Regions from separate parts of the Mus musculus genome. Here region 1 is linked to region 2. Evidence: chromatin contacts called from ENCODE POLR2A ChIA-PET data. All regions are on one chromosome and are shown on one strand. Each heading gives the region's core, a stretch centred on a gene start or an enhancer-like site at or near the end of the contact. The rest is flanking DNA. Distances are from core to core; before and after follow the strand shown.

The links. ChIA-PET counts read pairs that join two places held with the same protein, here RNA polymerase II (POLR2A).
Region 1: POLR2A ChIA-PET joins it to region 2 with 26 read pairs in Patski. The contact joins the promoter of Lrrc8a here to the promoter of Tbc1d13 in region 2. POLR2A ChIA-PET finds 5 or more read pairs at or near these places in 4 of 5 experiments (Patski and embryonic stem cell).

What each region holds. Positions count from the first base shown.
Region 1 is chr2:30,236,440-30,240,540 of GRCm38, reverse strand. Lrrc8a (leucine rich repeat containing 8A VRAC subunit A) reads right to left here and starts at 2,772. Exons shown (of 4, transcript NM_177725.4): 1 at 2,736-2,772. It overlaps 1700084E18Rik (RIKEN cDNA 1700084E18 gene), which reads left to right and starts at 2,910. Exons shown (of 1, transcript NR_028299.1): 1 at 2,910-3,344.
Region 2 is chr2:30,131,759-30,135,975 of GRCm38, reverse strand. Tbc1d13 (TBC1 domain family, member 13) reads right to left here and starts at 2,230. Exons shown (of 12, transcript NM_146252.3): 1 at 2,064-2,230; 2 at 1,106-1,179. The coding sequence starts at 2,086.

The DNA of each region.
Region 1 (4,101 bases), core at 1,523-4,022, 100 kb before region 2:
AGGCACGTTTGTGGCTCTTAAAGATACATATATTGTTTTACAGAGTTTTTTTTTAGGGAGCCTGTCCCACAGATCCTGGTTCTCCAAAGAGTCCTCAAGGCAGCTTTTTCAATCTGGAGGCAAGGCTCTGCTAGGGACTCAGGCTTAGGGACCAAAGGGGTTAGTACAGTTTCTTAGAAGAAAAGGTATCTGGTGACCCCTGGGTGTGAGGAGTAGAAGGATCCAGGCAGGAGGCATAGCACAGGCAGGGGAGAAGAGGTGGGCAATATGCTGCAAGCTACTCTTTGGTCACAGCTAGTCCCGGATATGGGAGATGGCCAGAGAGGAATGACAAGGGCTGAACCAGACCAGACAAGGACTTTCTCTGAAACATAAGGACAGACTCTCCACAGTGAGCAAGTGCTCAACTACTGACAGGCACCATGCTCTGCACTGCTTACCAAAGATAAGGTGGCTGTGTGAGAGAGAAGTGTGGGCACCGCTCCAGACTTGGAAGACAGCAACAATAGCCGGAGATGGGAGTGTGGCCCAGCTATGAGGGAGTTAGAGCAATATAGCAGTAGTTAACCAGGAAGGAAGCAGCAGACAGCAGGACCTGGGAGGTGGAGTGTCTAGGAGGGGCTGGGAAGCAGCTGTCACACTTGTGGAGATGTCGGCTCTGGTAAAGGATGGAGGCCAAACTCAGTCCCCCAAGCCACAGGAAGACAAGACAGGCAGGCTATACGTGACCATGCAGCAAAGCACCAGAGGCCATCCAGTCCACCTCTGCCCCACCCTCTGTCTCAGACAGGACTGGAACACTGTTGATACTGAACAGTTACTTGTCTACTTCACAGCCAGGGCTGAAGTAGGACTCTGGACTCACTGACTCTTCTAGTCCCTTCTTGAAGGACATGTACTCTGGATAGCCTGCTCAATGACCAAGACTCCCTCCTCTCTCCTCTGGGCTGCTTCAGGACCACTGTAGTCTATATTTATTTAATGTCTGCATTTATTCCTTCTGAGTTATCAAGAGGTCTTCACTGGTCAGCCTGCCCTTCAATGTCTCTGTAAAAACCTGGAAAATCTACAGTCTCAGGACAGTGACCTAGGAACAGGCTGGTTCCAGGCAGCAAGCGGGGGTTCTGCCCCATTAGGCTGACCCTCAGAAGCCCATGCCCTCCACAAAGGCCATTCAGATTTGCAAGGAAACTCCATCCTAGCAAATGTGCCTTAGGTATGGAGAACAGGAATGTGAGGCTGACTCCTGGGTGTGGGAGGTATTGTCAATTGCTTCTCTGGTCCCTGCTTTGTACACCATCCCCCAAACAATGTGGAGCTTCAGACCCCAGAAAATCTCCAGGAAGCTGTCCTCCAACACTGCTCACCTGCCCTTGCCTGCCCATGACAGCTGGAGGAGAGCCCGACCTTCATCAAGGAAACAGCAGGATGAACGGCCTAGCCCACTGGCACCACCCCTGAGCCTCTGAATATACCCCCTCTCCTACCCTCAATGGTCAACTTATTCTTCCTGCACTGGCCATTTTCTCTACTTCAGAGGACATAACACAGATGGCAGAGTTAAAGAGACCACTGACACACTTGCAAGGCAGGAAAAGACTTTGTAGCCTCTGGCTACTCATTTCTGTCTCCAAAATTCAGCAGACAAGTGTCCCCATCCTCACAAAGACTCTCTCCCCTCCACACCTCATCCTTAAAGCTGTCCCTGTCCTAGCTAGGGCAGCGTTAGAGGAGGTTGTACAAGAGTGGCTGTCCTAGAACTACCACTATGTCAGCCCAGTTCCCATCAAGAAAAAGCTAATGCTCACTCAATGTGTTCTTTCAAAACAAGACAACAACTGTATCAAGCAGAACCAGCCCATCTTGACTCACTCCAGTCCAGTGCATGGCAGGTTCAAGAACCCTGGTCTCAAACAGAGGTTAGAGGCCCACGTCTCTACCCAGCACTCAGGAACCAGACAGGTGAATCTCCGTGAGCTCGAGGCCAGCCAGCCTGGTTTACAGAGAGAGTTTGAGGACAGTCAAGGCTACATAGTTGAGACCCTATCTCAAAAAACAAGCCCCCACCCCCTGCCACTGTCATCCCGAACTCTGCTGTTCCTTCAGCTTGGGGTCGCCTTTGCTGACCTCCAGCTCACCAACAACCTCCTGTACTTGTCACTCCTGCCCAAGAGATGCACAAAACAGGGACAGAACGAAACAGACTCTCATATCAGGAGTCGGTCGTTCAGGGAGCCCCAGTCTGAGGTCCCAAAAGCCTGTGCTCCCTTCCCCATAGCAGGGGACAGTCCGGGAGATCAGGAAGAGGGAGTGGTCTAAAGAGAAGCCGGCGCCGGGAAGCCCACGGCCAAGAACTGTAAGAGCTGGTGGGGGAGCTGTCAAGAGAACCCCGGGTGGAACCTCTGGGAAGGGGGCGCGTGCGCCAAGGGGCGCGGATCTGCGGGGACCAGCGCGGCAAGTGCGGCCTGAGGACCGCGGCGGAAACTCGGGTGAGAGGCGCGCGGAGAACAGGGTGCCCGGGAGGGGGCTCGCGCGCCGCCGCACGGCCTGGAGGGTGGAGACCGGAGCCGGCGCCCGCGGGAGGCAGGGCGGAGCGAAGCCCAGCGCGGGGCCAGGGTGGCCGGCGCCCCTGGGCAGCGAGAGCCCCGCAGAACTTGAAGGGGCGGAGCGCGCGTCCGAGGAGAGCGTCCCGTGCGGTGACAGCGCGCGTCTCATCCCCCACCCGACCCGCTCACCTGGGCTCTCCGCTCGCAGCCGCCCGCAGGCAGCCCGGGCCCTCCACCTCCCAGTCCGGCCGCCCGCCGCCGCGCTCCTCCAGCGCCTCCTTTTGTTTGTCCCTCACTGCACCACTCTGCCTCCCCCGCCCCGGAAGTGACGTCACGGCCGGACGCACCCGCGGCATCCCGGCCGTCGCCATGTCTGTTAAGGGGAAAGCTTGAGGCGGCTTCACCCTACTCCCGTCCACGTGCCTGCGCCAAGCCACTTCGGGGCGGAAGTAACGGGACAGAACTAAGCCCCCTTAAAGGGACAGGGATCCCTGCAACTTAAGGGATGCGTTACTCTGGCCAGAGCGGCCAAGTGACCCAAGCTGACGCAAGTATCCGCTCACCTCCTTTGTTCGGGTTCCGATCGCCATTGGGCCAGCGTCCTCATACCTTTAGTGCTGCTCGTTAGCTGACTCGCTGCCCAAACTCTTCAGGTGCCCGCAAATGTAACTGCCCTGCTGATGCTGACGCGCGCCTCGACACGTCCGGCTTGCGACGGTTGTCCCTGAAAAGCCGCATAATTCCGAGTTAACTGAATGGCTTCTCCGCCGCCGCTGCAATAAACACAGTTGAACTAAATTTAAAGGTTTCTTGGGCGATTAGTCGCGCCCCGGCGAGTTCACTGTCTCACACTAGGAGATCTTTGAAGTCGTTGGACTGGACTGGGTTAGGAACTTTTTGTAGAAGAGGGGAGAGAGGTAGTGCCGTGCTTGAGAAGGTATTGGAGTTTAGGAATCTGGTAGGTGTGTCCTGAGTCCAGTGGTCACTTTGAAACTAAGTATCTGCTTTATCCAGTATTTTGCTCCGACTTTTGTAAGCAAGGGCTTCTGGTGGGGATCTCTTTGTCCGGTTCCCCGGCTTCTGGCTGGAGATAGAGGATTGGCAGAGGGTGTGAGGGGAATTCTCTATCGGGAAACCTCCAGCCTAACGTTAGCAGCGAATTTTGAGCTGAGCTGAGGATAAAACCACATCTTCAGAACCAAGCCTCCAGACGCTAGCTGTGTGTGTGTGTTAATCTTCCCGGGTCCTCATAATTCCCAGGCTAACTGTAGTAATCCTTAGGTTGGGAAATTGTTCAGCTATTAAAACAAAGTGTTTCATGTACTCCAGTATGGGACGAGTTCCAGTAGCTTACGTGAAAGAAGAAAGGCAGGGAGCACAGCAATGAGTTTTTGTGGAGTTGGGTATCAGTGGTGTGTGCACCAGCTGACTAATATACACAGGCTGTACAGATGACCCTTCCCTCACTGAATGATCTCCGCCCCCTTTTACAGTGACAGGACCTCTGGAAGAGCAGTCAGTGCTCTTAGCTGCTGAGCCATCTCTCCAGCCCAGC
Region 2 (4,217 bases), core at 981-3,480:
TCTCACTATGTAGCCCTGCCTGAGCTAGAACTCACTATGTAGACCACCAGGCTGGCCTTGAACTCACAAAGATTCACCTGCCTTTACCTCTTGCTCTAGGATTAAAGGTGTGAATCACTATGCTGGGCAGGCATTAATGTCGCGGTGCTGCTTATAAACAATGGCTCTCTGGTTTCTCCATAGCACCCATAGAAACTGGAATTACATAAAGACCTGAGTATGACTTTAAGTTCTCAGGCAGGCAAAAGCTTATCTATTTGTTGATGCCCCTGTGTCTGTGTCCTGTGCTAGACATAAGCAATGGCTCTGTGGCTTCCCCACATTGGTCCTGTTGAGGGCTCTGTGCCAGACAACCACCATTTCATTCAATTCCCAGTTTAGCTCCAGTAAGGATGGAGGATTAGCTGCATCGTCCTCACTTACAGATAAAGACACGGATCTGTAGACAGAGCAACCAGGATTAAGACAGGTGTGATGTGCAGTCCGAGCTCTGCACAATCAGCACAGGCAGCTTCCCCTCTGGGGCCTCCACACCACTCCAGAATGGGAAGGCCAACTTCTGCAATGCTGTCAGGAGTTCAGAAGAATGGCTCTGAGGGTGGCTTCCCTGACAATGAGCCAATTAACCACCCCACCCCACCCCAATCTGCACGACACAGGCGACTTAAATTCTTTCTTTGAAAAGTTACTAGGCAGTACCACAGGAGCTCTACAAACATCTTGGGATGTTTTTACAGACGGGGTAAAAATCCAGCTATTGCTGTGCTGGAACATTAACCATGTGGGGGGCAAAGTCAAATGTGGTGGAAGTTCAATTCCTTAAAATTGGTGCTCTACGGCTTGAGTTTTAACACTAACCAAAGGTCACTCTCAGCTCTGATCCACAGCCAAGTAGAGAACCCGGGAACCACCCTGCAACTTCCTTAACTCAAGAAACGAGCTGAGAAATGCTGAGAGGCCTTCCCTAGGCACAAAGGGTTACCACCGGTGCAGTCTTCAGGCCACTTCAAGGGATTTGGGGGATCACCCCCCCCCCCCAGCTAAGGGCCAGCTTTCTGCCGGCAGGCAGGTTTCCAGGGAAACCCTGAGTAAAAGTGCATCTTACCACTAAAACTGAGTTCTCGAAGCTTTTCCAACACAATGGAGGGCTCCTTCAGGACATCCTGGAAATCTGCAATCCTTCAAGGGCAGAAAAGGAAACGCCAAGGTAACAGGCTTAATGACCACTCTTGCAGCCAGCCCAAAGATCTTTCACTCCCAACGGTCTCCAACTACCAGCTTAGGGAAGTGGACAATACAAGTTTCTTCCTCTAAGATCTGCCATGTCAACGAAAAGCCATGAGAGGTATTCTAATCCAAAGGGTTTGAAGTGAGAACTTAACATTAAGCACTGTCCACTGTTAGCGAGCTGGCATTTCCTGGGCACTTGCTGCGGCCAAGCCCAGCCCACAGCACACCACTACCCGAATTCACACAACCAAGCTTCCTGCAACCAGGAGTAATTGGATCCACAGACAACAGACTTGTACAATCTCCCCATGGCTCCCGAAGCTCTTGGCTGGGTAAAGGGGAGGGGGCACAGACTTCTCGGGCCTGCCCTCAGGCAAAGACAAAAGACTAAAAATTAGTCCTGGAGTGACCAGAATTTAGCGGGCGTTGCAAGATGTGCCTGGGGTGGGGGTAGGAGGTGGATTTAAGAGGCCAGATTGGAGAACCTGGATCCCCTGGTGTTTCTCATGAGCATGGAGCACAGGGACAGGGGCATTTGGGGGCGGGGGAAGGTGCGAATCCTAGAGCGAGGAAGCGGGGAGGGTAATAGGGGGCTGGACAAGGGAGACACTAGGGAAAGGGGTCCCGAGTGAGAGAGAAAGAAAGGTGACACTGAGGTAAGAGAAGCATCTCTGCTTCTCGCCTCTGCCACACAGGCAATGAGACCGTAAGGGGGCTCGCCGCCGGGGGAGGGGGCTGTTCTTGGCCGCACATGCGCTGAGCAGCTCTCTCTGTGCGAAGGCCCGGCCTGGACGGAGCGGTCTGGGTGCAGTCTTGACCTCAGGTCTCCTTACCGGCTCTTGTGCAGACTCGACATGGTGTTGACTTCCGGACTCCCGAGCTGCTTCTGCAGCCCCAGCTGCCGCCACCGCCACCGCCCCCCTCCCTCCGGGGACACGGGGCGCTGGGCAAAAGCCTCCGGCAGGAAGCAGAACTTGGAGCGTGCGCGTTCCGCGGGGGCGGGGCCGCGCTGGGTCCGCCCAAGGGTCACGTGACGGGGACTTCTTTAAGGCTAGGCAAACCGTCAGTTGAGCGTCAGGACGGCGTGACTGTCAGTGATCCCGCTGGCTATGAGTCTCCCGCCCTCAGTTTCTGATTACTGAATACACTTGTCTATCTCTCTCACTCCCTGTCATTAACTGCGGTACAGTTGTTTGGTTGATTGAACTAGTTGTTTGAACTAGACTTAGTCTCCGGTGTGGTCTCATTCAATGTCGAGTCCTTCCTTATGGAAATGACCCTGTTGCTCAGTAAATACCTCTCGGAGGAGCCGGAGGAGTACAGCTCAAGGTTTCCTTGACTTTGGAAGTTCATAAACTAGAATTCTGGCAAGCCTGGCGGTGGTAGCTCACGCCTTTAATCCCAGCTAGAAGCAGGAGGATCTTTGAACTGACCTACAGAGTTCCAGGACAGGAAGAGCCACACAGAGAAACTCTGTCTTGAAACTCCTCCCCTCCCCCGCACTCCCATCCCCAAGTAGAATTTCTGTAATTGCACAATTTTAAAGCAATAGAAAATGAAAAACAGGAGCTAAGGGTGTAACTCAGTTGGTAAACTCAGTTGTGAGTGTGAACTTAAAAGAGCAACTATGAAAATCATTGGCTAGCATGCACGAAACCAGGTTTCAGGTTCAGCACTCCTTGTAGCTGGATTTGGGGAAACATGCCAGTAATGCCAGCATTTGAGAGGTGGAAGCAGGAAGATCAGAAGTTGAAGGTTCAAGAAGTTCACTCTGCTAGAAGTGAATTCGCTGTTGATGCTCCAGGGAATAAAGCACTCACGTGAGCGTGAGCTCTGGCGTTTGGATCCACAGAATTCATGAAAGAGCTGCCAAGAGGGGCGGGAATGTGCAAGGTTTAGACGGCAAACAGACTCGCTGGACTACCTTCAGTGAATAAAGGGGAGAGCCATCAAGGAAAGCAAATGGCCTTTAGGTCAGGGCCCCTATACACACGTTATTGCTACACATATTTGCACACACAGGCACACAATTTCTTCTGTAAATTATGTGTATGGGTGCTTTGCCTGCATGTATGTCTGTGCACCACTTACCTGCCTGGAGGTCAGAAGAGTGTTGGATTCCTGTGGAACTGGAGTTGTAGATAGTTGTGAGCTGGGAAATGAACTAGACCCTCAGAAAGAGTAACTAGAGCTCTTAACTTCTGAACTATTTCTTCAGTACCCCTCCCACACACACACAATGTTTTTTTTAATTTAAAAAAGAGAGCTGGGGGCTGGAGAGATGGTTCAGTGGTTACGAGCACTACTGCTCTTCCAAAGGTACTGAGTTCAATTCCCAGCAACCACATGGTGTCTCACAACCATCTGTAATGAGATCTGATGCCTTCTTCTGGTCTATCTGAAGACAGCTACAGTGTACTCATATACATAAAATAACTAATTAAATCTTAAAAAAAAAAAAAGCCCAACGTGGTGGCACAGGCCTTTAATCCCAGAACTCGGGAGGCAGAGGCAGGCAGATTTCTGAGTTCAAGGCCAGCCTGGTCTACAAAGTGAGTTCCAGGACAGCCAGGGCTACATAGAGAAACCCTGTCTCGAAAAAACCAAAAAAAAAAAAAAAAAAAAAAAAAAAAAGTATTTGCAGAGTGACATACTTCCTTCAATAAGGCCACATCTCCTAACAGTGTCATCTCCTGTGGCCAAGCATTCAAACACATGAGTCTGTGGGACATTCCTATTCAAACTACCACAACCACCCTTTGTTAATTTGAAACCCAAACTCACTACTCTCAGTGCGGTCTGGACTCACCACCAACTCTGTTCACCTTTTCAAGTTTGCTCTTTTTTTTCTTGAACCTTGATATTCCATATAAGGTGAGTCTTTCAATCTTTCTTTTTTTTTCTTTTTGCTTTGTTTTGTTTTGGTTTTGAGACTGGGTATCTCTGTGTGGCCCTGGCTGTCCTGGCACTCACTCTGTAGAGCAGGC